Regions from separate parts of the Homo sapiens genome. Here all the other regions are linked to region 2. A link is a loop called in an ENCODE intact Hi-C map of the cell type or tissue named here. Cell type or tissue: gastrocnemius medialis. All regions are shown on one strand. Each heading gives the region's core, and the rest is flanking DNA. Links, peaks and the distances in the headings are about the cores only.

Region 1 (10,749 bases), core at 1,042-9,041, 130 kb after region 2:
CAGATCTCAACTTGCACAGGGCCACACACCCCCTGCAAAGATGCCTGAGCTAAATTTCTACTAGCCTCAGCAACCTTACACCAATGCTATCCTCGAGCATTGAACAGTTCTCTGGACACCTGCAGCGAAGGTAGTTTTCAGCAGTTCTGGTTGAAAATCATTTTCACATTTCCATTATTTCGGGATTTTGTCTGGTTATTATCTCAGTGCCCCTCCTATCATGGTATTCTTATTTTTCATGTTCTTGACTCAATTACTTCCTTCCAAGTATTTCCATTGCACTGACTGAAAATGCATACAGTTCTATTTTCCTTTTTACTACCATTTATCGATTTCCTGGAGTCTCATTTATATTTATTGAAATACATGAATCATGTCTCATAATTTATCTCACTTACATGGTATCATGCAACTTGGAAGTAGAGATCATAAACTAGTTTCTAAGGATTCTGTCATCCTGAGTACTTTCCATTTCTACCTAGATGACCTACTTGATAAAACGGCTTCACTATTTCTTGAAGTCTACTAACTCCATTCAACTTCACCCATGCCTGCACACAAACTGGAACCCAGATTTTCTTATTACCTTTCCCTAGCATTCTTTCTACTTCACAAAGTTGCCTGTCTCCAAAAGCAGTGGCCGATTAAATGAAACCATATATGTTAGGCAACTAGCTCTGTTTCTGGCATGTTAAACAGCAGCTAAAAATAAACTAGTCAACTTTTCCCTCCAGTCTCAATTTCGGTAGGTGAACATATTCCTCCATGCAACCTTAAATTACATATTTAAATGATACTACTCAGAATGTCATATATCATGTAGGAAATTGTAAACTTGCCATTACAAATAATAGACTATACTCAAAACAAAACAGTTATTATCCATTCACGCATATCATGCTTATGTCTGTTTCTTTTCTTTTGTGAAAATAACTTCTTACTTTTCAAAATATGTGATTATGCAAAAGTTTCAAGCAAAATTTTCATATTTACCTTCAACAAATAGATCCTGTACTGAGTCATTCTGGGGGATTAAATAATGTTTGGATGTGATTTGTAGTTGTTTACTTCAATCGAAAAAATAATTTGTAATGTTTACTTTTAGAATCAAAGTTAGAAATATCCTTTAAAGTTCATCTAGACCTGTTCAGTGTTCTAAAACAGTGACAAGATGGTCTTTAAAATGAAGATCTGTACCAGTGACAATAGCCTGTTTCCTCCCAAAATCTTTCAGCGTAACACTGCAAAGAGCATTAGTAGAAAGGAAAATACCTAATTTCTACTCTCTGATGTAATCTTCATCTTTATGTGAAGAGCACAAAGATGACTTAGTGTTGCCACAAGAGTGTTCCCATCATATCTCTCAAGGGATGATAAACGTCAGTTGTACTCACCCCGAATTATATTATTTTTGGCTTCCTTCATAAATCAAACCTGAAACACTATTGATGTGTTATTATAAAAGAAAATATATAAACTAGGGAAAATATTAGCAAATTGGAAATTCTCAGCATATTGCAATATGTTTAAATGCCTCACTAGAGACTTACCTGGAATTCATGTTATTATGATTTGTTTTTATGTTCTTGTTTTCTATTCATCGCCTATTGATCGATTGACATTTCTCAGTCATTGAAAGGCCTTGCTCCTGCTCATGCTCGAAGCATGAGGAGAAAACAAACAGCAATTCACCATTCTTCTTGTTTTTCTACCTAATAGAAGGTAATGGGTTTTTCTAGAAAACTGGTTCTTGCTGGCTAACTTTCTACCTAAACGCCATGAGCTTTCTTTTAATCTTTAAGGCTCATATAATTGTATATTCAGTAGGATAAAAAAATTTGAATGCTTTTGATGGACTTCCAAGGACATGAACTCAGGGATATTATTGATGTTTTCATCTTTGCCATATCCCTGATTCCTTTGTACCTTGTACATGCTTTTGACATCTTTAATGACCACTAAAATCTCTTCAAATACAGTACATTAATTATATGTATATTCCAATACATTTGGTTTTTTTATGGCTATTGAAATACTGCATGTTGACGTGGACAATAAAAGTCAAATGGGCATTTTTTTCTCATGGTCTAATAATAGTGAAACAAGAAGTTACCACTACAATTTTAATTGTTTAAAGTTACAAATTGCATGCCTTACATTCCACTTAGGCAGTCAACATTTGTAGAAACTATTAAAGTCATTGTTATAGTGAATTTTTAACTTTGAATATATATAAGGAGAAATAAAACAACCAGTGAAAACATATACAAAGGTAACTCTTGGCTGTCTTTCTGCCCTGTTCACATCTTCCTTAGCACCTAAGAAAGTAAAGTAAGCTATATGGAATTTGTGCCCCTGTAGGTAAAGCATGAAGAAAAATTCTCTCTCAGTCTCCAAGGGATAAAATAATGTTTGAGAGAAAATATATAAAACTCTCTCTAATACCTCAAAGTAACTGAGCAAATTTTTCTTACTTTTCTTCTCCTTTAGTTCAGATTTTTTGAAAGAAAAGTTAATCAAACTAGGAATTATATAGTGAAAAACAATTACGTTTTTCACTTAAATGATTTTAGCTACTACAAATTCATCATGTTACCTCTAGTATGTATCACTGCACTGACATTCCCAGCAGATGGCAATGTTAAGACTTAATGTTATTGTTTGATTTATTATAGGTATGCATCTATATTGGAGAAATGAATGCTAAACAAACGAGGTATTTGTTAATAAAATTTATTTCATTCTCCCTTTTTTCTTTGTTGAATTTATACATGTTTATATCATTTTTTAAAATTAAGTTTGGCATTAACTTCAAAGAAAGTAATGGTTATTATTCAAAGAAAACCACTTAGTAATATCATTGTTACCAGTGGTTAGAAAAGCCTCTTTTGAAGTAACTGACTCTTGAAAGCCTTAGGAAGCACTTAATATAAAATAAGATTTATATACAGTCCTGTAACACATAATAAAATAAAAACACAGGAGCTAATTAGAGATTGCTTATTAAGAATACCAGAAACAAGGAAATATGAAAAATTATCTGCAAGAACTATGTTCCCAAGACTTGAATACTATTAAGAAAGTGAAATGTAAAAAAAAAAAATTACTTACATAAAACAAAGGTGATAAAAAAAGATAAAAGAAAAACAAAGAGAATCGGTTAGTCAAGTCTTTTCTACCTTAAGTTTATTTCTCTGGCCAGCAGAAGAGTTCCCCTGCAAAATGATTATGATTTCTGTTTGTTTTGGTATTTAGTAAGCAACTGTTCCCAAGATAAGATTATGATTTACACCAGTACTTCTTAAAATGTGGGTCTGCGGAATGGTGTTGCTCCACAAATTATGTGCTACAAGTCAGAAACAAAGTCAGTTATAAATTTAGAACAAGCAGTCATAGCAATTTGGCAGCGTAACTTTGTTGAATCTGAGAGTAAAAAAACTAGGATATATATTTTGTATTTCTCCGTTTTATTCCATTTTTCTGGTAATTTATTTTTAAAGTATTTTACAAAAACATTAATCCAGAATGGATTGGAAAGAGGCAGGGGAAAGTAGCCCTTTATATGGATGACTTTAAAATCACTGGTTTATCCCTTATACTGATATCTTTAGAATGATTACAGATTTTTCTTCTTTGCACAGTCATGCCTATGAAGCAGGAGCTCATTCTTTTGGATGCCACAATTTTTCCTTTCCATTGATCCAATAACATTGGGCCAAAAAGCAGTGAGGTTATATGTCATACTGAAGTCATACAGCTGACAGTGAGATTTTTATATGTATTAGCCTATGTCATTTTCATTTCCTGGTTACTGAAAATCAAGCTTCCTTAATGTTAAGAATGGCCTGAAGTCACATTGAATTATAGTGTATTATACCTGAGATGTAACCTTCTAGAAACATTTAGTAAGCCTCTACTCGATATTACACAATGTCTCAGTCTTCAAAATAAGTTCAAAACCCTGTTTGGAACAAAGATAAATCCACTGGAAGCAATTATTATTATTATTATTATTTGAGACAGGGTCTCGCTGTGTCACCAAGGCTGGAGTGTAGTGGCACCATCTCTACTCACTGCAACCTCCACTTCCTGGGCTCAAGAGATCCTCCTACCTCAGCCTCCTGAATAGCTGGGACTAGAGGCGTGTGCCACCACACCTGGCTAATTTTTGAATTTATTTGTAAAGATGAGGTCTTACTAGGTTGCCTAGGCTGGTCTGGAACTCCTGAGCTCAAACCATCTGCCCACCTCACCTCCCAAAGTGCAGGAATTGCAGGTGTGAGCCACCACACTCAGCCTAGAAAAAATTAAACAATAGAGATGCCACAGTTAAGTGCTAAAGTTTGTGCTGCACACTCTAAGTAGGAAGGGAATAGAGGGAAAAGGAAACCAAGTAATAACCACTAATTTACATGAATGTAAGTTAATGGATATGATGTCCAGCCTGATGGTTAGCACATGGCAGATACTCAACACTATTTCTATTTTGTTTGTTTTTAAAAAGGGCTTGATCAGGGCTCTCTTTGAAAGGATGAGAATACTTCATAAAGAAAAAAATGAAAATTCCATACAAAAGATTGTGCATTTGTAATGATGATCCTTATGATACTCTGAGCATTCATTCAGGGGAACAGAGAGGAACAAAGGTGGGAATGAAGAGAGAGTTCCGTAGATGATATTTTGTTTACTGTGATCTATAACCTCTGGTCTCCAAAAAAAAATTCACAACCACTTCTATGATTAAACTATTATGCTTATTTCAATATTCCCCTGTCTTTGCAACAAAACTATTCAGCTTGTGACATGGAATAAGATACAGCAATGATTCCCATTCTCCTTGAATGGGAAACGGTAATGATGTGTTGGGTTTTTATTGTTTTTTTTTTTTTTTTTCAAAAATACAACGACTGATGTAAGTGATGACACAAGTAACCTAATCATTTGTTTCCTTCCAGTTAGTTTAACCAAAGTGGAAACTATGAAAGAGAACACAAATAGTAATCATTATTTCCTGTATTTCAGCCTTCCTCAGCTTCTGTCTGTACATTAGCAAAGTTCTAAGGGTTTCTAAACTTTCATCTTTTTCCTCGCTTTGTAATTTGAGCTTGATTGCTCCCTCTCTGCTACGGAAGAAAACATATTCTATAATCTTTTTAAAAACATGGTAAACGTATCATTCTATATAAAAACAATCTGAATAATAAAAATAGAGGTCTATTTTATTTCCATTTCTCCTTCCTTTTCGTTTCTGCGGTACAGATCATGCCTTTGTATCTGACTTATTTTCCGCAGGTAAACCTGGCCAGGCCTTGGCACCATAGAATAGAGTTTCCTTTAAAAGCTGTCAGGCGTTTCCCTGACAAATATATACTTGTAATTGGATCTCTCTGCTTTAGTAATAGTGATTCCAGATGGCTGCTTCTAGAGGAAGCAAGAATTTCCGGCTCCACAATGGTGTGGTTAACAGAGCTCTTCCCCTAGCCGCTCTTAAGTCGAAGAACTGTGTGTTTCGAACTTCCTGATTGATCAAGTATTATAAGAAGAGTTCAGGTTTTAGACAGGTTCCTTTGGGGGAGAACTGTAGTTGAAGCTCTTACTGCTGCAAAGATGCCCATGAGGAAAACACAAAGTGAACTTTTCTCTCAGCACCAGTTAACAACCAGTGATTGTTAACTGTTTGGTCTCTTGTGCATCTATAGCAGAATATAAATAACGTTCATAGAGTTCAAGTCCTGAAGTTCAACACATGGTACTCTAAAGGATGTTAGGTAAAGTTACCAAATGCATAAACACATTAACAGCAAAGGACATGTGAGTTGGAGATTAAAGCTCAAGCATAAACTTGATATCAGTTCTTGTCAGCTCCTAAACTATTGCATAGAAAACACTCTTTCTAATCCAATTTAAGTCTTGCAGAAAGCTTAGAAGGCTAGAAAAGCAAGTATTTTACATCTATTTTATAGATGATGAAACTGAGGCTGAAAATTTAGGCGATAGAGACAGGGTAAATGTGCATCTGTATATTCCTATTTCAGGTCTCCTTCGTAAGCACTAGGCTGCCTCATTACATCAGCATCAGGGGAGGGATGAGCAGTGAAAAAAAAAGTCCTGATAAAAATAATGATGAAAAAAATAACAATAATAAAGCCACAGGTAGGTAGTTCTTTGTGCATTAAATTTGACGGTCTAAAACTTCCAGTTCTCTCCAAAGACCTATTCTTTTTTTTTTTTTTTTTTTTTTTTTTTTTTTTTTTGAGACAGAGTCTCACTCTGTAGGTCGTGCTGGAGTGCAGTGGCGCTATCTCGGCTGACTGCAAGCTCCGCCTTCCGGGTTCACGCCATTCTCCTGCCTCAGCCTCTGAGTAGCTGGGAATACAGCCACCCGCCACCACTCCTGGTTAATTTTTTGTATTTTTAGTAGAGACGGGGTTTCACTGTGTTAGCCAGATGGTCTTGATCTCCTGACCTCCCAAAGTGCTGGGATTACAGGCGTGAGCCACTGCTTCCGGCCCGAAAAACCCACCATCTTGGCCGGGCACGGTCCCTCAGGCCTGTAATCCCAGCACTTTGGGAGGCTGTCGCAGGTGGATCACCCGAGGTCAGGCGTTCGAGACCAGCCTGACCAACATGGTGAAACCCCGTCTCTACTAAAAATACAAAAATTAGCTGGGCATGATGGCACGTCCCTGTAATCCCAGCTACTTGCGAGGCTGAGGCAGGAGAAAAACTTGAACCAGGGAGGTGGAGGTTGCAGTGAGCCAAGATCCCACCATTGCACTCCAGCCTGGGTGTCACAGCTAGACTCTGTCTCAAAAAAAAAAGAAAGAAAGAAAGAAAGAAAAACCCCACCATCTTTTATTATTTACGACTATCTTAATTTGGTTCTTGCAAAAGGAGACCCTTAGACAAGATTTTGGGTGTAAGTAGTTTATTTGAGGAAAATACAATGAGAGGGTACAGAAGTAAAGCACAGAAGAGAAGAGGACCAATAAAAAGTGCATCAATAAATGGAGTTACCCATTGTCTGTGAGAAGTTCTGCATGAAGGGACCCTGTGAAACAGTGCATAAAACAAAACATAATTTTCTCACTAAGGAGAGAGGAAGCTGGAATGTTATACATGAGCTCTTGTTTCTCATTGCCTGAAGGTTACTCATGGAGCATTAACTCCCTGGCATTTCTGGTTTGACTCCTCTGTACGGACAAAGAAGGCTCAAAGGATATACAAAACTTTTATGCAGAGAGAGAAATAGAAAGCCATAGTGGATGGGGGAAGCTTCAAAGAAATAAGGGAATATGAACAGGGTACCACCAGCATTTGCTAAAATTACCTGGAAGGAAGTTGACACGAAAGGGTGCTTTGATGAATGTGAAATATATTACAACAGTGAGTCAGAGAAGTTGACTTTTCTGTTTCCTTAAATATTCGATATGAGTGTGTGTGTGTGTGTGTGTGTGTGTGTGTGTGTGAAAGAGAGATGGTTAATTTCATGTGTCAACTTGACTGGGCTAAAGGTTGCCCAGATAGCTAGTAAAACGTTATTTCTTGATGTGTCTGTGAGAGTGTTTCTAGAATAGATTAACGTTTGAATCAGTAGACTAAGTAAAGAAGATTGCTCTCACCCATGAAGATGGGCATCACTTAATTTATTGAGGGCCGCAGTAGAACAAAAAATGGAGCAAGGGATAATTTGCTGTCTCTGATTGATCTAGGACATCTATCTTCTCCTGCCCTAGGACTTCCTGCTCCTTGTTCTTGGGCCTTCAGGTTTGAACTGGACTTATACCACTGACTCCCTGCTTAGACTAGAACTATATCACCATCTTTCCTGAGCCCCCAGCTTTCAGACAGCAGATCATTGGCCTTCCTAGCTTCCACGATCAAGTGAGCTAATCTTTCATAATAAATCTCTTTCTGTATGTGTTCATATATTCTATTGGTTTTGTTTGGTCTCTAGAGAACCCTAATACAGCATGTATGTGTGTGTGTGTGTGTGTGTGTGTGTGTGTGTGTGTGTATGTATTAACTTCCCTCAGTCAGATTTTATCCTACCACATCTTTTCAGTGCAGAGTTGTTTCAGTGGTCCAAAATTTTATGAGATGTCGAATTTTTTTCTATGATCTGAAACTATAATATTCTAAAAAATTATTGATGATGACCAGTGGAAAACAAGAATAATTTTATGAATAAACAATTCTCACAAAATGAATATAAATCAATGACAAACATAAAAAGATTAGTTTCATAATCAAAAACTATGAAATTTATCAAAAAGTTACACTCTATTGAAATATGGTGAGATTAAAAATATATTTATAAGGAGTATTTTTCGATAACAGAAAAATTATGGTGTCATGTTGAATTTTTAAAAGATTCAAAATTATATATTTAATTTCATATATATATTATGTGTGAATCTGTGTGTGTGTGTGTGTGTGTGTGTGTGTGTATGCCTGGAAGTAATTACACTTGAGAGTAGGTTATTTTAATTTTACTTCTGTGTTTATTTTCTACAATTCTATTTCTTACAATGACAATGTGTTATTTTTATACTCAGAACAGTTTTTAAAATCAAAATCAGAAATTTACTATATATGTATAATTTCAAACATCCTTGCATCATCTTCAATTATTTTACCTTCCAGAAAATTACCAAAACCTTTTTCAACTTACACATGTTTCTAATCTGTATCCACTGTTTGGATAACATCATTTGAACAAGTTGTACTTGTGGGATTTGGCAAATAATCTATATTCATTATGTTTGCCCTGCTCCATTTTTATGAAGTTGACTTTTACCTTTTCAGGCAACAAATTGTAATTGTTCAGCATTTCTCCTACAGAAGATTGTTTTATTTGTTATTGGACTTCTCCATAACTTTTAATTCATTTTTACAGATTTGTAATCACAAATTAATATAGAATTACAGGCTTAGGCTCTCTAAAGCTTTATAAAATAATTGTTTCATTTATATATTCATTTGTTTACTTTTTCTCTCCAAGGTAGAATGAACTACTACCAATGTAATGTATTATTATCATTTCCATAAACATAAACTATCTTAATTTATTAAAACTGTACTTAATAAAATTAGAGAGGGTGGTATATATACTAGTATGTCAAATGCAATGGACTTGACAGTCAGGAATTCAGTTTCTAGCAAGAGCTGCATTAACTCAAATGAACAGGATCAGTAGATATCTAATTACTTACCTGTTAATGTGGTCCTATACAATGCACTCAAAGCAAAAGTTTTCCTAAGTGCTTCTAACTTCAAGGACATCTAGGAGACAAAGTAGAATTTTCCATAAATTATGTAGGTTACATAGCATGGCCCTATCAACTTGTAAAATGTTTAGAATTCATGAAATATATAAATGCTACTATATTAGACAGGTCATGGCCATGAGTGCTCACCACAGCCTCAGATTTATTCTGGTAAAAGCAATAGCAGATCATTCTTTACATACAGATACTATCATTATGATATCCACTGAATGGCGTTGAGGCGAGGGCCTAAGTTATAAATAGCTATTTGTATGTGCTGGCATAATTACTACCAAAATGATGATTAACAGATTAAAACATTTCTACTCTCATATCCTTAGAATTAGATACACACATGTACATGTACATGCACAAGTACAGGCATATGAATATCATAAAACTGAAAAATACCCAGGAAGAGGGTAGGTAGATGCTACGAGGCAGTAAAGCCACGATTAAGCAGAAGTAGCAAGATGGAAGGATAGTAGATCCAAACACAGAGTGAAGCAGAGGCAGAAAAAAAGCTAAGTGTCAAGAATGGTCCCATTATGTAGTGACTGCTGGGCTACTATAAATGTGTAAGAAGTACAGGTGTATGAGAAGTATCCCTGAGTAATCAATAAGCCAAATCTAATGACCAGAGACAACCTGATATAACAGCTGTTGCCTGCAATCAGGGCCCTACACTAATTTAATCCTTGAGTTATACTATTATTATGGATAATAAATGGTTAGAAAAAAAGCCACAAAATTTTCAATATATGGGTAAAGAAACATAAGAATATATGTGATTTCATTTTATTTGAAATAAACGTATTTACACTAAAATTCAACAAAAGTCTATTTTAATACTGATGTTTAGATATAAGATTATACTTATTTATAGAATTGGAGTTAAAAATTTGTGGCCCTGTGTGTTAGTCCATTCTAGCATTGCTGTAAAGAAATACCTGAGATAGGGTAATTTATAAAGAAAAGAGGTTTAATTGGCTTATAGTTCTGCAAGCCGTACAGGAAGCGTAGCAGCTTCTGCTTCTGGGGAAGCCTCGAGAAAGTTAAAATCATGGTGGAAGGTGAAGGGGAAGCAGGCACATGTAACATGGCTGGAACAGGAGGAAGACAGTGGGGAGATACTACACACTTTTAAACAACCAGATCTCACGATAACTCACTCACTCATAATCGTGAGAACAGCACTGAGGGGATGATAAGCTATTCATGAGAAACTGCTTCCAAGATCCAATCATGAATTCCACCAGGCCCCACCTCCAACACGAGATTACAATTGATCATGAGATTTGGGTGGGGCATAGATCCAAACAATATCACCCTACAAGGTGGATTTGGCACTTGATTAAATTCTTGAGTTTTTGTTTATTTCTATGATTTTCTTATTCTCCTTATAGCTGAATCAGATTCTAACTACACACACACACACACACACACACACACACACATAGCTTAACACTTTTTCTTTTAT
Region 2 (10,749 bases), core at 1,622-9,621:
GGAACATCCTGCAAAATTCCTGACCCGTACTCCTGAAAACCATCAACAATAGCAAAATCAAGGAAAGTAAAGAACTCTTCAGCCAATAGGAACCTAAAGAAATATGGAGATTAAATGTAGTGCTTAATTCAGGCCATCCAGAATAAGATCCTGGAAGAGCAAAAGGACGTTAGGTAACAACTAAGAAAATCGAATGAAGTATAGATTTAGTTAATAATCATGTACTCATATTGGTTCATTAATTGTAACTAATGTACCATACCAATGCAAGATGTTAATAATATAGAAAACTGGGTGTGTAATAAGTGGAAGTATATGGGAACACTATTGTCTCAATGTTTCTGTAAATTTAAAACTATTCTTTAAAAAGTTTATTTTAAAAAGCAAATATAGCCTTTGTTTCCATTTAATGTGAGCATGTTTTTTGCTGGCATTTATTCTTTGTTTCTCAAGTCTTCTCATTTTGTTTATTAATTAAGATTTAACCTATTGTTGTTGCCTTCAAGTATTTAAAAGTCTATCACGTGAAAGGGGAAGTAAACATTTTCTGCTTTAGAGGGCAGCACCAGGACCATATAAAAACCAACAACAAGGGAGATACCAGCTCCCTAATATGGAAGCCTTTTCTAACTCCAACAATGGAAAAGGTTGACTCATAGAGTAGTTGAACTTTCTGTGCATTCGGGCAGAGACTGACTGACACCATCCATCAAGTATGCTTTAATGGAGATTTTTTTTCACTGGGTGGCCAGTTGGAGTGGAAAACCTCAAGGATTCTTCCAACTCTTTTCTAAATATCTGTGGACAAGTTGCCCAATTCTCTGTGTAGTTAAAGTTCAGACAATTTATTCCAGTGTGAATCCGTACTCACAGCCAAGACTTTCAGCAGAGAATGTCTGTCTATTGACCACAATTCTAAGTTTAGCTGATTGCCCAAAACCTACCAGCTGCACTAGTCATCCAGTAAAAGGAAAAGTAAATTAACCTACTAAGCTATGCCTTTTTGAGCCATGCCATTTGATAGGTGGTATGTTCCCTCCTTGAAGTCTTAAGGAGTCATATGATCCGATTCAGGGCTTTAGCAATGTTATGTTTATCTTACGACACACTTCTAGAGCCTTGCAAATCTAATGCCACAATCCCACAGCTTGGCTCAACCACTCCATAGTTAGGATGGCAGTGATTACTGGTGAAGTGAGAGACTGCAAATCAGAGTGATTGAGGTTAGACGGTGGGTGCATGTGTGGAAAGAAAGTTTTATATTTCAATCTCATTTTATGAGCCTGGCTTTCCCTGTTAAAGATAGAAGCTGGGAAAATCTACTGGTGCAAGGGTAAAGCAATACCTTTTTGGTGTCACAGTTTCCTTTACAAAGGGAACTCATACATATGGGCCTCTTCCCAGACAAAATAATAAAATCTCTTGGTTTTTCCCACACCACCCTCCCTGTCATAAAAGGGAACATGAAAATGTTTTCTTGATCAACCGGTGTTTATCGAATGTTTTTGGTTCACAACACACCTAGAATATTATTGTCTTTCTGCATACACACTGGAGTGAACAGAAAAGGTGCTGGAAAACAAGAACTTTGCTGATTTTTAGCTAACCTGACTGCAACCTATTACAGATGAAAGACTAATATCTCAGCCTGTGTGGCAGGAAGATCATTTCTTTAATAAACCAAAATTATTATTTTTATTATAAAAATATTTATATTCAGCTCATGAGCTTGAACCTTATAAAATGGCCATTTATAGTCAGTTAACGGTAACTTCTTATGGTTCATCATAATAGAAAATATGAATTTCTAGAAAAGTATGAAGAAAAAAGTAAAAAAAAAGTCTCATCTCTATAGCTAAGGGATCAGATATTTTACATTTTGCTGTATGGTACGTCAATACTTTGAGTTTCCCCTACTCTTACATACATACATGTACTTTACATTATTTAAATCATGTCACAATGCATAATTTTTGTGACCTGTTTCTTTCCATTAATATTTAATAAGTACCATTTCCCATGTCATTCATTATTCTATAGTATGATTCTCAGTGACTCTGTCATATCCAGTCACATGGATAAGCAAATTAATTTAATTTAAGCAACTTTCTATGATCAAATATATGCCAATATTTAAACTTATGCTGCTATAAGCATACTTATAAGGGAAACTTTTACATACATCTCCGATTATGCTTAAGGTATTTCTGGATCAAAGTACGTGCACATGTTCAGACTTTTTTTTTTTTTTTTTTTTTTTTTTTTTTGAGGCTAGATCTCACTCTGTTACCTGGGCTGGAATGCAGTGGTGCGATTAAAGCTTACTGCAGCCTCAACTGGACAGGCTCAAGTGATCCTCTTGCCTCAGCCTCCTGAGTAGCTGGGACCACAGGCACATACCACCATGCCTGGGTAATTTTTTTTTTTTTTATTCTTAGAGACAAGGTCTTGCTATATTGTCCAGGCTGGTATTTAGATCATTCAGATTATTCACACATTGCCAAATCACCTTCCAGAAGGCTGAATCCACCAAGAGATGTAATCATGCATCCTTCTCACCAGCATTCTGTATTATCATTGTTTTAAATCTCTACTAATCATTTGTTTCTTATCTGGATTTCTCAGGGGAGTTTCATGGTCACTAAAGTCCTGTTATGTTTGGCATTTATGGTGACCTTTCCACTGGAATTTTAGGGATTAAAACACCTCAGCAGCCTGCTTAGTGCTATGCCCTTCCTTTCAGAAATTCCAGTCCATTGCAGACATAGATTGTGGTAGCTGCAAGTAGACAGTGACCTGCGTCTTTATTCTAAAAGGAGTTCTGTGTTTGAAATTATACTTCTTCAGCCCCTAATTAAACTTCACATCTAATAATGAAGTCGGGCAGAGGACCTACCAAGTGAGTGATAGTCCACTCATTATTAGAGGCAAATTCACTACCTCTTGTCAGCTGCTACCATGTTAGATAGAACCTTACTAAGTTAGAACAGATGCTTGGAAGTCCATGGCGTCTAGTGGAAAGGGGAGTAGTTAAAATTAGACAAGGATATAGCTTGTTGAATGTTGAGGAAATAAGCAGTTCTTAAAGAAGAAGAAGAAAAACCTACCTACCTAAAACATCTGAGGTTTTTTCCACTCCAGTGGCCAGTACTTGGCTAATGTGTAAAGAACATTAAAACAGTCTTCAATTCAACAAGAGGATACATTTTAAAAAAATTATTAAACCTATCCAATTATTTTTAAAAAGGCTGATTTGTGAAATAATGATTCTTCCAGAGTGCTCAGGCAAACTGATCACCCCCCTTTGAAACAATCACATGATACATACTTATGTTATTCACACTAATTATAGAAATTTAGAATTATTTTTACCAATTTGCCTCTACTACTAGCCCATGAGTTTTATTGCTAACTAATATTCATTAATATTATATAGGGAATGGATCATATGATTTCAGGGCTTCTCAGTTAGCCTCTTAATGCCTCAAATACTCTTACACGATTAGAAATGGATTTTTTATTTAAAATTGTAATACCTCTGGATAGCAACAGATTAAGTCTCATTAATAATTCAAAGTGAATGAATTATAAAATTTTCTTCTGGGAGAGGAGGATGACATGAAGTGGAGAAACTGAGTGCCTTTGGGCAAAGTATGACGAAAGAAAAAAGTGGAGGCATAGAGTCCTGAAGACAAAATTTGCTGACTACATATGTTGTTGTTCTTTTAATTTTTATTATTGTTGTTTTATTAAGGGTCACTTTTAGACGCAATTGATGTTCTGTATGATTTAAAGCTGCTCTTTATTTTTAAAAATCCTAGCTTAGGGCCATGATATTGTGGGGGAAATTAAGTTTTCTTAATTTTCCTACAGTCAATATGATATAAAGGTCATTCATTAAGCTCTGCCCAACTCTTTCACTTGTAAAAAGATCAAATAAAACTGTTTTATTAAAATAGCGGCAGTAAAAGCAAGGAGGAAGAAGGGATGGAACACAGGGTGTGGTTGGGATCCAAATGTTCCTGGCATTGCTGGAGTGAACTACTTTGACACCAAGTATTTAGGCTTACCAGTTGATCTAAATACAGTCTCATTCTCTCCCTCACTTGAGACTAAATATCATTCATTCTTTCAATCATTCACTTAATGAATATATGGTGGGTACCGAATCTATGTGCCAAGTCCTGCAGTGGGCTCTCAGGTTACAGCAGTCAACCAATTAGATAAAAACTCTCTGGCTTCATGTAATTTACATTAGAGTTAGATGTCCCTTGGAAAAATAGGATTAAACCCCAGATGGGTATAACTGTGGCAACAAAGGAAGAGGTTTTCAGTTTAATCCTAAAACAATCTGAATTTAATGAATCTAGTAAAATCTTAACTAGCAAAGCAAATGCCAGTCTATCCCAGAATTATTCTTCAATGTGGAGATATGTGAGAGAAATATATTCCTATTAAAGCCCTCTCTCAAAAAAAAGGCTCCAGTATTTAAGTGGAAAATGCGAACTGTCACCAAATTTAGCCGAAATTAGCATCTTGTCGTCTGAAAATTTTTCAGCCAAGGAAACCGCATAATCCAAATGCAACCATTTTTTCTTGTACTCTTTCCTAAAAATCTAACATTCATGCTGCCAATGTTTATGCTGCCAACGTCGTCAATATACTTTGCTGTAAGGGATTAAAGGCTGGATACAAATAATTTTCAATGAACAACTCTAATTAGCCACTAGAGTTGGCATATTTCCTGCAATCTGAAATTAGATCACAGAGTTGGGTTTTCATGAAAAAGCACTATTAACTCTCTAGACTTCCAATTCCTATTTGCTGGGGGAAATTACAGTTTTGAACTTTAACTGCTACTATCTGAAGAAGTCTGTAGTCAGCAGTAATAAAAAGATATGTGGAATCGGACTTTCAGTTTGCTGCTTTTCCACTGGTGGGACTTTCCGAAATAAACCCAGAAAAGCAATATCCCTGGGAGATATTTCAGCAGATTTTTTAATAATAAAAGAAGAAAAACTATTTTAAAATGTTAAAAACACAAAACTTTAAAATTATTTATATAATCCTCTGTAACAACAACAAATTTTTTTATCTAACACTATCCACCGATAGATGCATGGATATTTCTTAGACCCAGTTTTGAATCCTTTCCACTAGAGGTTTTTCTCTCGGTGTGCCCCTATTGTTCAGTCTGGGAAATAGTGCACATGCCTCTATTAGGTAAGTGCTTGGGAAGGGCTGCTAAATAACATCTAATGCCATTTCGCAGCAGCCCGAGGCTGCGTCTTTTCACAGCTGTGCCATTTCAAGGCAGCATGTGCGCTTCATCACTGACTCTTGCATTATAAATAAGACCTGAGGTGGATGCTCCTGTTTTAGACTCCTGTCTGCTGTCATCAGCTGCTGTAGGGCCGATCTGCTGATAGTTAACACACCAGATGTCTGGTACAGCCATGTACACTTCTGGAGCTTCATTTGGATAAGATTAATCATTCTCCTTCACTGATTTCAATGGAACAATAAAAAAGATGGAACAAAGGGATTGAGGCATAGAAAATCAGGGCAAGAATTTTAAAAGAGAGAGTATATTATATTTCACTAAAGTAATAACTGTTCTTAACTATTGGAATAATTTGTATTTTACTAAAAAGTCTTCTGTCACACATACTTTCAATAATCTATAAATAACTTTTCACCTTAGAAGGTATTTGATATAAATCTTTCCAGAGTGAACAGGATAACTTCAAAAGTATACACACCAAGATTGGTGTCTGGCCATTGATGGCTGACTTTTTAAATTAAGATAAAGAAAATGATATAGTTTTTGCAATTTACTTTCCAAAAAATTATCTTTAAATTATAAAACCTAAAGTGCAATACAAATTCACTGTACAAATCCTGAAGGTTTGAAGTTTTAATTATTTAAAAAATCATTAATTATAACAGTGATAAAACAATTGACTGTGTTTACTTTCACATTTTTTGTGTGTATCAGATTTTTAAAAACGTTTAGTAATTATTTGAATATAAATGGTGCTTTTTCCTATGCATTTATAACTTTTCTCTGAATATTTGGGTATTTAAAAAAATATATTTTTCTAAGGCAGAAAGTTGACAAGTTTTATTGCTATTAAACAGAGGAGAAAATTGAGGTACCAAAAAAAGAGAATCTAATCCTTTTTTATAACTTAGTAATATAGACATATTAGTTCTATTTATTTTCTAAATAAAAATATTAATGAACAGGTACAAGTTGAGTATCTTAAAGTCGTCAGCACAGGTTAAAATGTAGAACTGAGTTTCAAACCTAGAATTTATCCTGTTTTTTTTCTGAGCATGAGAAGACAATTTTGTCATTAAAAATTAAATTTAAAGAAGATATAAAGAGAATATAAAAAGCTTTAAGTTGAATTTAATATATGTGTGTATACATATATATATATATACACACACACATATATATATGGAAGACTTCCTAACAGATATCTTAATAGTGTTTAAGAAAATTAAATAAGTTATGTTATAACCAGGTTGGATTGTGTTCTTCAGCAAAACAGAACCAGTTGTGTATGTGTGTGTGTGTATATATGCACACTTACATATATTTATACAAAGATATTTGTTTCAGGAAATTGGCTTATGCACTTGTGAGGGCTGGCAAGTCCAAAACTTGTATGGCAGGCCAGTAGGCTGGAAATTCTCAGGCAAGAGCTGACGTTGCAGTCTTGAGGCAGAATTTCTTCCACTTTAAGGAAACCTCAGTCTTACTCTAAAGGCCTTCTAACTGATTGAACGAGTCATACCCACATTATTAAGGGTCATCATTACTCAAAGTCAACCGCATCTACAAAATACGTGGTCACAGCAACATCTAGAATAGTGTTTGATTAAATAACAATAGCCCAGTTGACACACAAAACTATCGCAAAGGACAGGAAATGCCTCTTCTGCATGTTCATATGAACATTGTACTCCCACAGCATACTGGCACACTTGGTGAAGAAACTAAATATTATTTGAATGACTTTAGTTCATCAACCTACTTGGACAGTAAATCTTTCATTTTAGAAAAATTGTTCACTATTGGCCTGGTGTGGTGGCTCATGCCTATAATCCCAGCACTTTGGGAGCCTGAGGCAGGTGGATCACCTGAGGTCAGGGGTTTGAAACCAGCCTGGCCAATGTGGCGAAACCCCGTCTCTACTAAAAATACAAAATTAGCCAGGCGTGGTGGCGCACGCCTGTAATCCCAGCTACTTGGGAGACTGAGGCAGGAGAATCACTTGAACCTGGGAGGTGGAGGTTGCAGTGAGCCGAGATCGTGCCATTGCACTCCAGCCTGGGCAACAAGAGCAAAACTCCGTCTCAAAAAAAAAAAAGAAAGAAAAATTACTCGCTATTATAATGCCACTCCTTTTCACTTAAGCACACAACTCACACTTTCATGGGAATAAATATATTCTGTGAAAATCAGAAAGATAAAATTGGGCTTCTCATTTGAAGAGAGGAAACCTCCCTCCAAATGGTCAGGTCATGCCCTCACCCTGTGGCATAGCTTAGTGATCAGAACTGGAGTTTCTAGGTTTGTATCCCACTTCCGGCATTTCCTTGCTGTGTGATCTCAGTATCTTTATCTGTGAAATGGGGACACTGATATTCAGAGCTTGTGGTGAAGAGTGCCTGTCTCACAGCAAGAGCTATGGAATTGTTAGATAATACTATTTCTGGAGGAGGAGGGAACAGCTGGAAATTCTTCAGCTTGTCCTCTCCATGCCACTGAAATAAAGCCATGTATTGCAACTTATGTTTCTGAGCCTGGTAAACAAAGTTCGCAGTACTCAAATTTGGCTCTGTGGGCTAATGTCAGTCAGGAAACCACTGGTTACAGATCTTAGTGAGATAAGTACATAATGCCACAGCAATTTGATATTGCTGAGATATTTTTATTGTATTGTATGAAAGTGGCATCCCGCAATGGGTTAGATAAACAAAACAAAATAGACAAACAAAACGATTGGTTCTTCACCACGTCGCAAATAGTTTGGGGAGAACTCATCTCGGAAACCCCTGTTGGTAAAAATTTATCTCCAGGTAAAAATTTAAATGTTAATTTCATCAAAATTCAGTATGTTATCTCCTCCAGAAAAACAATAGTTGGGGTTCCTGCCATTGGTTTGTAGTGTGCATACACGTGCTTGGTAATTGTCTGTTTGGGTATTTGTCTACCTAACTGGAGTATGAGACTCTGACATGCAGAGTTCCTTCTTGTCTGGGCTCCCAGGGACTGGGATGGTGATTGGCACACTTCTATCTGGTGTTTGATAACTATGTTTCCAATGAATGAAAGCACAGATAAGTGACAGGAAGAAAACTAGTCAAGGATGGGAAAATAAGCTTGTTATTTTTCTGATCTATAATAGGATGAGTGAGAAAACCTAGCAATATTAATAGAGTAATAGAAAATATTTAGATTATATTGTCCCTTTTAGATGTTGTGTATGCTGTAAAACATACACTGCCTTTGACTCTGAGTATAAATTTTTAGTAACAGTTTTGAATGACTGAGCCATGACGTAAGTGCAGGTTGGAGAAAGAGAAGAGATCTGCTTCAGGAGAAATTCACACTTTACAAATTAAATGATTGGAAAGATGCCATTTGTTTAATGAGGAAGAGTTGTTGCTTCCAGTAGCATTTGTTGACACTCATTAAACATAAGAACAAGAGAGAACCACCAGGCGCGGTGTTCACGCCTGTAATCCCAGCACTTTGGGAGGCTGAGGCGGGCGGATCACAAGGTCAGGAGATCGAGACCATCCTGGCTAGCACGGTGAAACCCCATCTCCACTGAAAATACAAAAAAAAATAGCCAGGCTTGGTGGCGGGCGCCTGTAGCCCCAGCTACTCGGGAGGCTGAGGCAGGAGACTGGCGTGAACCCAGGAGGCGGAGGTTGCAGTGAGCCGAGATCACGCCACTGCACTCCAGCCTGGGCAACAGAATGAGACTCTGTCAAAAAAAGAAAAAAAAAAAAAAAAAGAACAAGAGAGTTTATGGAAACCATAATTGTATCAGCGTGATAATTATGAGAATGTATTTGGGTCATTTGTCCCAAAACTAAAAGGACAAGGAACATCATACTAGATTTCTGCATGAGGCTTTGAGCTGGCATCAATGACTCAATAATGCTTTGTTAGGATGAGTTTCTTTCAAAGAAGCATGATGTTTTCTTCTGGCATGTAAGGTGACATTTCTTTTCCTGACTTCTTGAGAAAAAAATTTTTCCCATAATTGGCTAGGTTTCTGGCCATCAGTCACGAGTCCCTGATGCCATTTCACATCATTTTCATGGTGCTGTGCTAACACATCATATTGACTCATCATGAAACACAGACCTAGGAACTAAAAAAAAAAGCCAATAATTATTGATCTTTCAGGATGAGTAATTTGTATTAATACTGGAAAGATCAAAAGAAGTGTGTTCACCTAAAACTTACTTGGACTCTTAAGGAACAGTCAAGAATTCTTTGTGGTTTCTGGAGTAGAAATAATATTATTTACCAGGAGACATAAGAAAACTTAAAGCAAATAAAAAAATCCCTACTTTTTATCTTCCTAATATGACAGCAAATTGCCACCTATGTCTACATAGCATTAAAAGAACTCATATATACTGGGGTCTATTGTTTCTCTGGCATGATGTCATGAAATACTAAACGCCATCACGATTGACAAGTTATGTGATTTGTGGCAAATTATTTACAATCTCTGAGCCTCTATTTTCTCATCTCAAATAGGAACCATAATACATAACCTGTAGCATTATTGTGACTTTTAAATGTCACTTGAATGTAAAGTGACTAGCATTGGTTCTAGCATTTAGTTCCCCAACAAGTGCTGATTTACATTCTTTGTACTCTCCTACTGATCCTCCTTTGAAGTAAGTTCAGTTTCCTTTCAGATTTCTAGTTGTCTACTTGTCCACATGTTTGTAGCTCAGTAGTTGCAGTGAATTCAAATAAACATGGCAGAACATATTTTAAGTTTGATATAGTCTTTTTCTCCATCAGGTCATCTGGGTCTTTTTTTGAGGCTGTTGAAAGATGATATTGTTCATTCCTTGAATCCACTATTCAAGGATTGCCAAGCCAATATCAATAATTCAACTTCCTGTCCACTCCCAGTTGACATACCTTAACTTAATCCCACTTTAAAAAAAATCAAAATTTTTGTTTGTTTTCTTTTCCAAATGCATTCTTAAAAATGTGAACATAAAGCTTGCTCTTTCAATTTTAATTTTCTTCCAACCACAAGAAAAAGAAAAGGTGATGTCTATAAGAAATACTAAGTCTAAAAATGGTGTGTTTAGGAAATTACTGTCTAGATCTCCCTACTTAATTTCCATATATATAATTTCACAACACATTTATTGGTTTGATTTTCATCTATCTTGTTCTCTTATTTCCTAAAGGGCATGAGCTGATTTGGCCAGTTTTATGTGGCTATAGAGAGTTGAAAAAGTATCCTAAGTTCATGTAAATTATTTTCATTCCATTAAAAATGAACAGGAATATTCTAGAGTTTCTTTTATATATACTAGAAGAAACATTTCATGGTGGATAGAATTAGAGTTTTGCCACAAGGCTAAGTCATTTATACATGGAGGTGATAGCAGCGATGGGAAGATATGAACCACCTACACATTTTGCTTTGCAGAAAACAAGCCTGCAGTGTTCTAAATGTTTATGTC
Region 3 (8,000 bases), core at 1-8,000, 510 kb after region 2:
CATTATTTTATCTCATGGTATTCTGCTGTGTTCTTTCCAGTACTTGTCACAGTTTCTGTTTCTTCGTTTTCTTCACCACTGTCACCACAGTGCCTACTTCATTTCCAACACGGTGTAGGTACTCAATACAGATTGAAGGAATGAAGGATAGATAATGCACTCATCTTGAGCTACATCCTATTTAGTGAGCACCATAAAACTTGGCAGGCATTGTTAGACCTTTATATGGACAAGAGCTTTGATGGTTCGTTTTTGTTTTGTTCAGTTTTGTTTTCTTTCTGGAGATGGAAAAAGAAATTTAATAGTGATAAAGCCAGAGAAACTTAAGCTGGACCTGTCAATCTGGTATGGTTGAGAGGTATTTATTTTAATCAGCTGTGGATTGTATTTTCATGTGACATTTTAAAAAGGATGAAAAGGGTCTTACAGCCACATGCATCATTCTTTTGCCTGCTGATCCATAATTAGAATCAGCATCTAGAATCTGTTTTTGTATATAACTGAAGTATCAGAGTTACAAGTAAAACCACTTTCCACGTTATTTGTTGTCCATTAACTGCTGAAGATTAGCATATTTAAAAGTTTTACTGAGAAGCACATAATTGGAACCTGATGTTTGTTATTTATCCTGATTCATGTTATATTTTCTTCTTAGTGGACATTAAAATTTCAAAATTGCTATAACAGAGGTGCTGTTGGGGTAGTTTCTTAGTTGTATATGGGTCGTATATTGTATATGGGAATCTTTTTATGGTACACATCTGTTTTCATCAAATAGGTGAGTAGTATTCGGGCATTACCTTATACCTTCTTTAAAGAATTTTCATCCATTGCTTTAATAATTATATTATGCCAGCTCTATTTAATATAATTAAATTTTTTTTTAAAATTTCCTGTTGTATCAACCTGAAACTACTTTGACTAGCATTTTGGCTGCAACCTTCTTTTCTTAACTGTTCAGTATCCCTCTGTGTATTTTTATTTGGTTCCCTTAATTGGAAATAATTTAAAAAACATAATGTGTGACTTTCTTGCTTACTCTTGAATAACATTTAAACTTCAGCCTCACTTGTCTAATTTCAGTTCTGAGGTATGTTCTACTTGTTGCCTCCTCAAATTGCTTTGCCTTCCTGAAAAGTTTTTCTTTTGATTCTACATATTTTCAGGGGAGGGATAAAGATCTAAGCATAAATATCACCTCCTTAGATGGGTCTTTTTTGACCATCCTATCAAATAGGTTGTCACAGTTAGTATTGTGAATATTTTCTGATGATTTATTTTCTCCCCCAACAAATTTTAACTGTCTTTCAAAGTATAATTGAAGTTCTCATTCTTGAAGCATTTTCTGAATAATCAAGTGCTAGAACTTGAGCATTTTTTAGCTTTTACTTTTTGTCAGAACATTGTAGTTGGTGGTGTAGAGACAGTTCTATCTTGATGCTTCAGGTTCTCATTTCTACTTGAGGGAAGCTCACAATTTTCAGGAATCACGGAGGATGGCATTTGAGCCCGCCTGGCGGTCTGAGCCCACCTGGAGATCCCCATCCTTTCAATGGGGAAATGTATTTGAGCTATTCCCCAAGCTAATGCTCAGGTAGGAGATACAGGCAGGAAAAGATGTCATGGAAGATATTTTAAAGGAATGGGAGTATACGCCTAGCTTAGAATACAATATGTGAAAGCATATTGTATTGTGGTTCTTTGGTGCTGGATATCTCAGGAGTGGAGGAATTGAAGGATTGTGTTTTCATTTTTACACTTTTTCTCTTCTGCTCTTCTGATTTTTCAACCATGAACATGGTTATGTGTATGGTCTGGTTTGGGGGAAGTATATATCAGAAAAAATAAAACAAGAAAGGAAGTTACTCTGGTTACCATGCAATTTCGTATTTAAATGACAAGGTTTTGCATTTTGGATATTTCATGTCAGCCGTGTCTCCTCAGCTAAGTTCTAGTCACTTAGAAGTTTGGTGTCACTGAATTATAATTTTGGTGCTTCCCATGTTTTATATTTACACTAGACTACATGCTATATGGACAATGTGCAATCAGTTAATATCTGAATGAATGAATTGACCAACTTTTGAGAACAGAGTTTGACATAAATTTGGTGGTTTTTGGTTCATTGTGCTTTAATTGAAGGAGAAGTAGACATTGTACTTCACATTAGGCTACTCTTTAGATAAGCTTTCCATTACATGGCATGTGTCTTACTTTCTTACTTGATAATGGCTCTGTTTCTGAAATTATATAAACAGATTTTTACTGTTTTTAAACTTTACAACTTAATATTAGACTGTAAATTATTTACTTATTTATTGGAAACAAACTTTTAGATACAGAAATTGGTCTTTTAAGACAACAACAAAAAATACCTAGTTTTTAATCTGGCTCCTGTCTTTCATGACTAAGTCTGACTGATCTTTCTTGTTATATGATGCTTTATAAGATTGATTCTGTATCCGGGTTACCAACGCTTCCTGTAACAGAAGAAAAACATTCAGATCCTTATAGTGCTGAGTCAGGGGAAATTATTACATACAACAAAGGAAAAGTCTTTGATAGGAAATATTGCTTCTGGTAGGAAATTAAGTACAGAGTACAAGGATCTAAATGTCTGTCATATAAACAATGGGCAATCTTATTAGGCAATTTTGGACACCTATTACGTGGCTTTATTTATTTATTAATAGTAGGCTTTTCTCATCATGGTTCATGGGGATTTGTAAGGTAACGATACCCTGGACAGCCTTCCAAGATGTTTTGATGTTGGCAGCAATGCATTACTGGGGCAGGGGCAGGGGAGGAGGTAGAAAGTGTGATAACTCTGCATCACTCCTTCTTCTTTGTTCTCATTTATAACACCTAAGGCATTGGAATTCCCCAGAGTAAGAATTCTAGTGAAAAGGGAAGCAAATAAAATACATCTGACAGTTGGGATCCTTGGGTTTATACATGTGCTGACTAATTACATATGAAATGAGATATCCCCTTAAATTAAAACTATTTGAAGATACCACTTCAAATATATGTAATAGATGATTTACACTTCTTATCATGGCTTTCAATAGCAAGAATTTCTCTTGCAGTAGGATAATTAACTAGAAATATAAAGAAATGTTTCAAAAGTATAATAATGTAGAAGAAAAATAGAAAAATTTGATTTTGGAAGAAATCTTCCTCCATTATTATGAAGATAGCTGCAGTTTGGTTTTTTTTTTTTTTTTTTTTTTTTTTTTTTTTTTTGGGACGGTCTTGCTGTGTCGCTCTGGCTATGGTGTGGTGGCATGAACACAGCTCACTGCAGCCTGTACTTACTAGGTTGAGCCATCCTCCTGCCTCAGTCTCCAAGTAGGCTCCCAAGTAGGTGGGACTACAGGTACATGCCACTATGCCTGGCTGATTTTTAAATTTTTTGTAGAGACAGGGTCTCGCCATGTTGCCTAGGCTGGTCTTGAACTCCTGGGCTCAGGCATTTCTCCTGCCTTGGCCTCCCAAAGCGTCAAGATCACAGGCATGAGTCACCACACCCAGCTGATAGCTGCAGTTTTGTGTGTGAGAGTTGATCTTCTTGCCTTTACTGTGACAAAACATCTTTATGGAAAGACAAACAGTATTCGTTACGTTTATTTTACCTGTGTATTCAAGAATGTTTATTTTTTTCATAAGCTACAAAACCAGATTAGAAAAGTAACTTGTATTTCCTAAAAGGAGGCATATTTTAGGAGCTATATGAACTGGGCATTTTTAATTTTTTTTCATTACTTTGGGGAATATTTCAGGATCTCATCAGCATTCATTACATGGGAGGACAGGGGATTAAAAAAACAAAATTGATTGTTAATGAATTTTTTTTTTTTTGTATTTAGGAAGAAGAAAGACTGTAACTTAAAAAGAATTGTGGCAAATTATATATGTTAAATATTCTGGTCTAGAAATGTGGTATAGAGGTTCCCTAGAAGCTTCTGTTCCACTGTGGTTAAAATGTTTTCTCACCTTCTTGAACTGTCTTTGTAGGTGATGTCATGAAATGTCCCAAGAGAACGTTGTATAAAACTTCCTTTGACCTTTCTGGACTCAGGGCTGAGCTCCTTAGACCTACAGTTTCTTGTTAAAATCGAGTAGGTTGTGTTTGAAAAATAAAGTTTATTTGTAAAATTATTTCAGTTTATATTTTATGTATAATCATCTCTCTTACAAATATATGACTCAAGGAAAGATAGTATTTTGCCCTAGGGTCAAGAGTGAAATTATTTAAACTTATTAGTGCATATTTATTTCTTTTCTATTTTATGCTAAAAAAATGTGTGGAACTAAAATTTGAAAAGATACTTATTTTGTTAGTTTAGAAAATGTTTAGTATTTCATATAATCTTAACTTTCAAGTATTTTGGCGTCTATCTTAATATTTTCTCCTTTAAGAAAAGACAAAAATTAAAAATCTTATTCTAACTTAGTTTAGTCCACTCAGTGAAACAGCATTTAATATTTAATGAAAATTGTTTTGTCGTTTCCTTTGACATCTGTATTAAAGATTGCTAATTGCCTCCAAAATCCATTTTGTCCCTTTCCTATCATTATATATTTCCCCATTGTTATCCATCCATAGTAAAGATAGCATTTCCTGGGTTCACATGTTGCTGATGTGGCCCTGTGAGCAAGTTTTGATGAATTGGATGTGAGTAGAAGTGAGCTGTGCAGCTTCTAGATCATGCCCTTAAAGGGAAGCCACATGCCCGCTCATTCCCCTTTTTCCTGCTCCCTGCTGGCTAGAATGTGAACAGGGTTATGAGTCATCTCAACCATGTGAAGGAGGGTGATGGAACAGGGATGGGAGAAGGAGCCTAAGTCCTTGACTTCTCCATAGACTAGAGCTGCTTTGCTTAGGCGAGAAGGAAATAAACATCAGCATCAGATAGTATTATTCTGTCACACTTAGCCAAAACTGTGTATAAAATACATTACCATGCTGACAGAATTCACCATTTCTGCTGTGTTTTTTTGAGGTTTAAGTTTCAAATTTGCATAATATGTGAAGGCATTTTCATGTGAAATAAAACATTATTAACTATATCTTGTTTTCAGAGCAACCACTGGATTCATGCTAATACTGCTTTTATATTACAGTTATTCAGTATTAAACCATTTTGTGACTATCTGTAACTGTTAGATGTATGACCCATTTGAGGCGTAAACAGAGTGCTGTCTCTTGATAATCTAAATTTCCTGTCTTAAATTTTTGTGTCTGCTTTGCCTCCCTTTCTTTGTCTTCCTCCCTCATGTCTTTCCCTCCCCTTTCTGCCTTTGGCTAATGTCTGGGCCAGTGCTGGTAAAGTGCTCCCTGGCCAGTCCATGGGAGTTTAAGGACCTTAACAGAGACCAGGTTCCTGGCGTTACTTCTGAACACACACACACACACATACACACTGGTAAAATTCAGTTACTTGCTTGGGGAGTTTATGAGTTTATATTGTAATGGATGGAAAAATGCCCTGTGCTTTGCAACCTTTTAGACTAAGTAATAACACTTACAAGAAATTGTGAGTGTTATGGGAACCAACTTCTGTGTGGGAGATGGGTACGAGGGAAAAAAAAAGTTTCATAATGATGAATGAGAAATTTTCAGAAAGCATTGTTTGGTTTGTCATTTTCAGTCCAGAAGGTTACTTACGTCATTTACTCTGGGGATGGAATATAGCTTCACTGAATGACAGCATTTGGTTCCAAGTTATTTAGTTATGTTTCATTGTGTTGAAATACCCTACCTTTGCCAGAATCGTTGTAAACTATGTGTGAAGCTCTAGGTGGGGAAAAATTGAAAGGAGCGCCATATTATATTACAGGAACAATTCATGTCCTACTCTTGGTTTCCTTTCAAAGCCCTGTATTTGTGGCTGTGCTAATAAATTCCATCACATTCATTATGCATAGCTGTAAGTGTATGTAAATACCACGCATCTTGCATTTTGAAGAAAACCAGGGAGTGAACACACATAGTCTTTCTTGCCTGGGATTCATTTATTTTTTAAAATTCATTTTATATATGAATGAGAAAGTTGAGGGAACATTTCCTTTCATACCAACATAGAAAATCCTCTAATACCACATCCCCTGTCTCCTGGTCCTGGGAGCAGTAATGGGATTTTCTGGGTGCATTTGCATCATGTGTATCATTGCTTTTCTGTTTATGTTCAGAAGCCTTTTCTGCCAAGGCTTCCACAATCTTCTGACCCCAGCAGCAGGTACATCCTTGTAGATGTCAGTGTAAGTCTTTATATTATGAAGAGTATTTGAGAGAATGGTACAAGAGGATGAAAGGGTGAATGGAAGTTGGGGGCAAAATAATGGAGGGCTAAAGAATATAGATTTGATCTTACAAAAGCTGTCGAGAAACCATTGTGCATTCTTAAGCAGTGAAGTGGCACCATTTAAAATGCACATGAATGATTAGTCTAATATAGTTTGTCTGACGGCAAAGACTGGAGAGTGGAGTAAGAAATTTGTTGGATTTTATACCAAAAAGCTAAAGTGTTTCTAGGATAGCATGTCTTGTTTAATATTTTATCTTTTTTCAAAATGGAGATCATGTTTTATACTGCCTTGTTATATGGTTTTATTACTTCTTTATGAATGACTTAATAGAGCATTTTGTGTATGTGGTAAATATTTGTATGTTCGTTTCTCTGATCAAGAAGCTAATGGATTATTTTGAAGTATCTACTATTTTGTAGCACTACATGAGTTGTACAATTAACTTGAGTCCCCATAAACAAAATTGGGGACATGCTGGATCCATGTCATGCTGTCATGCTGGAGCCGTGTCATGCTGGAGCCATTTCAAACTCCAGTGTGCTTGACGTTAAATTTCAAAAGTCAAGGAAATTGTTGTTAAGGAGCTTAGTTGAAGCTATCTTTTCAAGAATTTAATCTACTAATTCATTTTGTTTAATTTTTAGGAATTTGTATGTCATTAAAATACTCTCAAAAATGCTGTTCTGATTTGAAATGAAATACGAGTATAAAAATTGGGGTCGATCTTTGGTACATTGTTTATTGTACTGGAAAATGAATGCTTAACATTAGTCTGTGATAGTGATATCATGCTATTTTGTATTCAAGCCTTTATATGTTTTCATCAGGAAGAGTCAGGCAAAAGCAGACAAAAATTTCAACTAATGGCAAAGCACTTTGTACCTTTAAAACAATTTAATGAGGAGTTGTTTTTACTCTAAAAGCTGAGGCAAGAGATACATGGCAGTAAAATCTGCTATTGTTAATCTACTGTAGTCTCAAATTTTTATTCATTAATTTATTTATTCATCAGTTCCTTCAGTGATATTTGTTGAGCGCCTACTCTGTCCTGGCACTGCTGTAGTCACAGAGGACAATTATGAGTTACTGAGCCTGACTCCTCTCCTATATGGATTAGAGAGTGAACATAAAATATCAGGAAAACTAAACAGTTTTTACATTTTGCTTTGAATGTTTTTTTACTTTCCTCTCCGCTTCCTTTCCCCCCTTCTCTTCTTTCTCTTTCCATCCCAGGTCCTCCTTTTTCTCACTATCTGAGAGTCGGAGGAAACAAGGAGATGGGAATTTGGAGTGGAAGATAGGTTTAAGGAGATAGTTATCCCACTCTGGTTCTAAATTCTTGCACAATATCTGATATGGCATTAGCTGAAGAACCATGACATGATTGATTTCTTTTTTTCATCCCACTAGTATATGTTACAGGCTCTCAGTGTGCCAACCTTGTTTGAGACACAAAGGATTTAGTAGTGAATAACCTAGATGCAGTCCTCATGGAGCAGACGCTGTGATGGAGAAGGTAGACCACAAGGAAATCAGCATATACAAACATGCTATAATTTCAGTTAGTGATAAATCCTATAAAGAGGAATAATCTAGGATAGGAGGAGAGAAAAGGAGAGATGCCTTTATAGTAACGCTCTAGGTACTCTTCTGATTACACTCTAGGATTGTGTATATGGCTCTCTCAT

What was found. A loop is a pair of places that touch in the nucleus more often than their neighbours do. Peaks named below come from ENCODE experiments on the same cell type or tissue, not always from the same donor. Only the 100,000 strongest peaks of a DNase experiment are listed, where the experiment ranks them.
Region 1: a loop joins it to region 2, with 2.6 times the contacts of the local background. A loop is called at or near these places in 2 of 110 quality-filtered maps.
Region 3: a loop joins it to region 2, with 2.7 times the contacts of the local background. A loop is called at or near these places in 2 of 110 quality-filtered maps.

What each region holds. Positions count from the first base shown.
Region 1 is chr3:106,201,050-106,211,798 of GRCh38, reverse strand. No RefSeq gene overlaps it. Among named protein-coding and RNA genes, the nearest start is that of CBLB, 340 kb to the right of the region's middle. In gastrocnemius medialis, for the core only: no CTCF peak of the experiment used is centred there; no DNase peak of the experiment used is centred there; H3K4me3 peaks cover 637 bases; H3K27ac peaks cover 824 bases.
Region 2 is chr3:106,335,855-106,346,603 of GRCh38, reverse strand. No RefSeq gene overlaps it. Among named protein-coding and RNA genes, the nearest start is that of CBLB, 470 kb to the right of the region's middle. In gastrocnemius medialis, for the core only: no CTCF peak of the experiment used is centred there; DNase peaks (open chromatin) are centred at 4,019 and 5,353; H3K4me3 peaks cover 1,189 bases; H3K27ac peaks cover 4,149 bases.
Region 3 is chr3:105,824,913-105,832,912 of GRCh38, reverse strand. All of the region lies in intron 3 of CBLB (Cbl proto-oncogene B), which reads left to right. Among named protein-coding and RNA genes, the nearest start is that of CBLB, 40 kb to the left of the region's middle. RefSeq lists a silencer at 3,910-3,959. In gastrocnemius medialis, for the core only: no CTCF peak of the experiment used is centred there; a DNase peak (open chromatin) is centred at 4,772; H3K27ac peaks cover 397 bases.